Regions from separate parts of the Mus musculus genome. Here region 1 is linked to region 2. A link is a loop called in an ENCODE intact Hi-C map of the cell type or tissue named here. Cell type or tissue: gastrocnemius. All regions are shown on one strand. Each heading gives the region's core, and the rest is flanking DNA. Links, peaks and the distances in the headings are about the cores only.

Region 1 (2,862 bases), core at 1-2,500, 1.1 Mb after region 2:
TTCGCAGCGACTTGGAACTGTGTAGGTGCCCCGCATCTCCCCCCTGGGATCTTAATTCATTCCCTTTCGTGCCCTGTTTAAGATCTGCATGGGCTCGGAGTCCCTGCAACCGTACAGCTCCGCGTTCCTACCGCGCCGATCTCGCATCGGATGTCCCCCAAACCCTTGGGTCTACCCATCCCGCAGTCGCACCTCCTCGGCCGGCTGCGTGTTGAGCACCAGCACCAGGCAGGCCGGGTGGCAGTGAAGCCGCAGGAAATGGTAGAGGAGCCGGTCGGTGCCGAGTCCGCGGGCACACACCACCAGCCCGTCGCTGTCGAGCAGTTCCAGCACCTGCTGCCTCTCGTACTCCAACAGCGGCGCCATACTCCGCCGTTCGCCCGACAGGCCTGGCTCCATGGGCGCCCTTCCGGGACCGCGGCCGCACGCTGACGGAAAGAGCCGAGTCCAGCCGAACGCTGGCCGAACGCAGGGAGAGACGCCAGGGCCGAAGGAGCGCAGAACAGATGTAACTGCAATGGCCGACTGAGAGAGGCCGGATGTAGCCGAAGGGAGCCGAGTTCAAGAGAGCCAACCGATTGTAGCCGAAAAGGAATCGAGGCGGGGACAAGTGTGGCCGGAATGTGCCCGAGCCCAGGGCAGGTCTACCCGAACTCAGCCGAGAGGCGCAGAAAGCGTTAGCGCGCGTGCGCGCGCGTGTGTTTAGGTTCCCCATCCTTTGGCTCTCTAGACCTAGGCATAAACTAACAAAATGCAAACAGAGAAGTCTAATCCGCGTAATCCTCCAATACCGACAGTTCAGAATGTTGCTGTCAGTATTCCAAGTGCATCCAGAATCGACATCGTTTTCCTAGTGTGAGGGTTTTGTCTCTACTTTTGCAAGTATTCCTCCCCCTCCCCGCCTTGAAAATTTTTAATAAGCACAATACCTTATGAGTTTCAGTCTCTTGTTTGCAAAGGTCTTGAACTCAGTAAGTTATTTTACAAAGCCTCCATCAGGTGCCAGTTGCAGCCGCGTTCCTTCCACTAGAGGGACATCTTGGGTCGTGTTTGTAACTACCTAAAAAAACCTCCAGGTAAGCAATCTAGGAGGCATTCTCTCTCAGAATTCTCCATTCCCCTTTATTTTCAGCCCATACGAAATACAAATGAAGGCAAAATAGGATTGTTCCATTACTCAGGAATAACCATGGTTAACAACATACTTTTGCGTGCCCCCTACCCTCTGCCGCTGCTCAGTTTGTGCGGCTGCTTGCCTGCTTAATTATATGAAATAATAAACAACCAAGATTCGAAACCAGATTTTTGGTTTCTCCAGGTGGGACAGGCTATCTCACTTGTTGAAGTAAATTCAAGGCCAGCCTGAGCTAGAGATGGAGACCTCCAGCACAAATATAAAGGGTGTTAGGATGTAACTTAGTGGTAGATCCTGAGTTCCGTCACAAATTTTCCCTAAATCTCTGTCCTTTATGTGGCTGGGTTTTCTGTAATGTGGAGGCATATACTTGTCTAGTTACTGGAGAACGTTTAGTTGGCTCCCACTCCTCCCACCAGCACGCAACATAGCATTTCACTAGCTTAGTTCATACAGAAGTTCACTCAAACCCTCAAGGTACGTTTCTCGAATGGACGATTAGTGGGAGAAAAAGGACACATTTATTTGAGTTTGCTCGACCTTCATTACATTGCCTTCCCGTTTACCAATCTCCCTTCACATCAGCCGCTGCAAGTGGATTTGTTTTCTCTCTCTCCTCTGCTTCTTCCAGCGTTTTCCTTCTGTCTAGTCACAGTTAAAAGAGCATCTAATAATTTCTGCATCTTCCTGAAGTGGACAGAGATGCCTGCAGACGCTTTCCGCGCAGCATGTCTGGGAGCCAGGAGATAATGCCTGCAGTTCAACAAGCCGGTTATATAATCAGGCAAGGCCACAGAGCTGGATGGTATGTTTCTTAGCGTTGGTTCAGGGTACAGTAAGTAGTTACTCAGCACACATTCAGAGGTGGGTGTGTGGGTGTGTGGGTGATTCCTCCCAGGTTGTGGCAGGCAGAATAATGCAACCCAAAGATTGAATTCCCAGAACCTATTATTTTTCATGGCAAAGGAGACTTCACAGATGTCATTGAGCTAAACTCTTGAGATGGAGAAATGATATTGACTTATCCAGGTATGCCCAATATAATCATAAAGATGTGCTTAGGGGCAAAGGAGAGGCAGGGGACTTAGCTTCAAAGGGGACTGTGAAGGAGAAACTAAGGTCAGAATGAGGTAGAAAGTGCCAGGAACAGAGCGTTGAGGAGCTGAGGAACTCCTGCGTTCTCCCTTGGGAAGCCAAGACGTATCCCAGCCACCCCCAACAACCCACTGTTGGGGGACGTTGCATTTTTGTTATTTTAAACCTCTGTGTTTATGGTGCTTTGTTGCAGCAATAATGGGAAAGGGATGTACACGCTTTTCTTATTTTGACCACACTGAACTTTGAAGATGAAGTTCTCCGCTTATCCAAACAAACAAACAAGCAAGCAAATGAATAAAACTGCAGATAGGACCGTTCGAGGGAGAGGTTATTTTAGAAGGTCAAGGTTTATTGAAAATTCAGGCGTATACAGAGTGACAGGGGTGTAGCTCAGCGGAGGAAGCGCTTACTGTGAAAGCCTGGGTACCTGTGTGTGGTCCCTAGAATCCAGGCGAGAGATTGCACTGGAGACTGCAGCTTTGTTCCTGGGAGACAGTGACACTCCCTGGGGCTTGCTGACCGGGCCAGTGAGAGAGCATATCTCGAACACAAGGTAGCTGTCATGATGGCTTAGCTGGTAGAGATGTTTGGCATCTAAGCCTGCTGACCTGAGTTTGATCTCAGGAATT
Region 2 (2,909 bases), core at 262-2,761:
GTTGGCTTTGCTCTTTTTTTTTAAAAAAAAATTCTGTTCATTTTGTTTGTAGCTTTTGTGCTGTGACCAAGCTGAGAGTTTGACTTCTCTTCCTTTGATCCTGTCCTCATGGGTGGTAGAGGAGAACTCTGTTTAGTAACTTAGGTCTTTGGGGAGTTGAATCAAATGCAAAGTATCCAGTGAAACACCAATAATAAATCTCTGTTATCTTTGTTTCATAAATGTGAAGATTATTACTGAGCAAAGGAAAAAAAAAGGAAGTTGGTTTTTTTTTTTTTTTTAATGAGACAGGGTCTCTTTGTGCAGTTCTAGTTGCCCTGGAACTGTGCCACTACTTCTGGCAAAAAGTTGAAACCTACTTTTATTAAATAGTAGGTAGTGCTTTTAATTTTGTTGTTGTTGTTGTTTTGTTTTTCGAGACAGGGTTTCTCTGTATAGCCCTGGCTGTCCTGGAACTCACTTTGTAGACCAGGCTGGCCTCGAACTCAGAAATCTGCCTGTCTCTGCCTCCCAAGTGCTGGGATTAAAGGCGTGCGCCGCCACTGCCCGGCTTCTGGCAGACTTTTAAGTATAACTATTTTAAAGTAATAACCAGCTAGGACATTCTATACTGTGCCTACATTTAGATTATATTTTTTTCCTAACTTGTAACAGAAAGCAGCAAAGAGCTAGAAATTTCAGAAATTATCTTTCCCCCTATGGAATCCTGAAAACTCATATTTAAGCCAGGCATGGTTCTAAATAAAGGTTATGCTTTTACTTCTTGAACTTGTAGGCAACCGCAGGCAGATCTCTGAGTTTGAGGCTAGTGTACAGAGAGTTCCAGGGCAACCAGGGCTATCACACAGAGAAACCCTGTCTGGAAAAACAAACAAAAAAACCCAACTCATATTTAGGTCAAGTAAAAGTGAAGCCTTCAAGGCTCAGTGGGGTTGGGGATAGGGGTAGCGAGGATACAGAACAGTTTATCTGTTTAAAACATGAAGTATTTTTGATTTCACAAAGTTCTTATAACTTTAGCATCTTCTTTTTCGTGGCCAACCTGTCATCTGAAAAGTATTGGTTACAAAGCACTAGGTTTATTAAAACAAAACGTTTGCCAGGTGACACAAACTCCTTTAATCCTAGCACTCAGAAAGCAAGGGACTGCAAGTTCGAGTACAGCATAGTCTGCGGGGCAAGTTCCAGGCCAACCCAAGGCTACACAAGTGAGACACTGTCTCTGAAAAGAAAAAATAAAACTGGGTAAGGATATCATGTACTCTTAACTGTTGGTGTCAATATTCAGCAGCAGTCTTTGCATGTACTTGATCAGCACTGAAACTGCTATAGGTAGGGAGGACTTTGCCAAAAGCCCATTTGGCAGGTTTAACTGTTCTTTCTCCACTGGCCACTAGGTTGCGCTAAAAGATGCAGTGCAACGTGCACGATTTAATTTGTAAAAATAAGGGTTATCACGTGACGAGGCAGAGCATTAATACTTTATTTCACATTAATCTTCTCTCCTTAGTCCTCGCTCCCAAGACCTTTTAGAGCGGAACCCTAACAAATCCCATCTGGCAAGCCTTTCCTTGACTCCATCACAAAAGCTCCCTAGTTCTTCGCCTGGAAGATCCGTTCGACATGGCGTCATCAAACCAGTAGTGAGAACTCCTAAACTGGGGTTCCTGCTAAAAAAAATACGCCGCCAGCCCCCTAGGTAAGACCCTATTTTGAGGTTTATCGGGAGGGGACTGAGCCTGACGAGGCTGCAGGGCCGCGAGGCCCCGCCCCCCCCACTTCCCAGCGTGCCCTGCGCGGAGAAATACGCGGAGGCGAGGGCGGGGCGAAAGAAAAGACTGGGCGAGACTCAGGGAGGGGTGGAGCCAGAAAGGGGAAGGGAGGGACGGGGGAATGGGCGGGGCTACTGGAGGAAGCGACTGGGCGGAGTGGGGACGGGCTGGGAATGGGCGGAGAAAGGGAGCGGCCATAGGGGGCGGAGCAGAGGAAGGGTGTGGTATTATGGAGGAAGAGGTGAGGCAGGGAGGCTCGGAGAGAGGGGCGGGGCTAGTAGTAGAGAAGCGTATCGGTTTTGCGACAGGGGCGGGGCGGGGCGGAAGCGGAAGTGGAGGGAGCGCTTGGCGGCGGCGGCGGGAGCTGCGGAGTCGGGAATCAAAATAAAGGGCCTGGGGGGGGTGGGGGGTAGGCGGCGGTGTCGGAATGTGAGCCAAGAAGGAGCTAGTGGCTGAGGTGAGTCCTCTGTCAGTGCCGGGACTCCACTAGGGCGTACCGGATGCTCTGATCAGCAACGTAGCTGGTCTGGAAACGACGCCTTTTCCCCCCTCAGACTGATGCTTCTGGGATTGAAGGACCGGGACTGGGACTTGCCGAAGGGGCCGTGCGAAAAAGTCGCTCTCCAGTGCTCCCCCGGTCTCTTCCGAGGCGTTTAGTCCCAGCTGGCGCTTGTCTTCCTGCTCGCTCCCCGGCCCTCCAGGTGTCAGTAGCAACCTTCGCAGGATGTGCAAAGTTGGAAAGTTGAGAAAAAGGACAGTTGTGTGGCTGAGTCCCTTATTGTTTTTTTGTTTTTGTTTTAATAGCCACTTTGGATGCAGTTTCAGTTTCAGCCACCTCCCCAATTAATTCTAGCACGAACGTGGTGCTTTCTAGTTGCACTAGTATCTTTTGGACTTTCCAGGATCTTTCTGTTTTGCATACAAGGAAATTGTCAGCTAAATGGTCTTTCTTCACCTTCAGTGAGCTCTACATTTGTCCAGGGTCATTTATTGATATTTGTGAGGCACAGTTGAGTTGGAAGGTTGGGATACCGTATATTCACATACAGTCAATATTGTTATGGAATTTATATTCTATTGGAGAAAAAAGAGTCATTTTAGTTAAAAGGTAGAAGACGAGCAAATACATAGGACTGG

What was found. A loop is a pair of places that touch in the nucleus more often than their neighbours do. Peaks named below come from ENCODE experiments on the same cell type or tissue, not always from the same donor. Only the 100,000 strongest peaks of a DNase experiment are listed, where the experiment ranks them.
Region 1: a loop joins it to region 2, with 7 times the contacts of the local background. A loop is called at or near these places in 3 of 42 quality-filtered maps.

The regions. Positions count from the first base shown.
Region 1 is chr16:13,107,472-13,110,333 of GRCm38, reverse strand. It overlaps Ercc4 (excision repair cross-complementing rodent repair deficiency, complementation group 4), which reads right to left and starts at 598. Exons shown (of 11, transcript NM_015769.2): 1 at 193-598. The coding sequence starts at 399. In gastrocnemius, for the core only: no CTCF peak of the experiment used is centred there; DNase peaks (open chromatin) are centred at 487 and 1,014; H3K4me3 peaks cover 1,276 bases; H3K27ac peaks cover 1,320 bases.
Region 2 is chr16:14,158,464-14,161,372 of GRCm38, reverse strand. Marf1 (meiosis regulator and mRNA stability 1) reads left to right here and starts at 2,099. Exons shown (of 27, transcript NM_001081154.2): 1 at 2,099-2,229. It overlaps Mir484 (microRNA 484), which reads right to left and starts at 1,747; the gene lies at 1,681-1,747. In gastrocnemius, for the core only: a CTCF peak has its summit at 1,399 (motif pointing right); DNase peaks (open chromatin) are centred at 1,410 and 1,932; H3K4me3 peaks cover 1,512 bases; H3K27ac peaks cover 1,843 bases.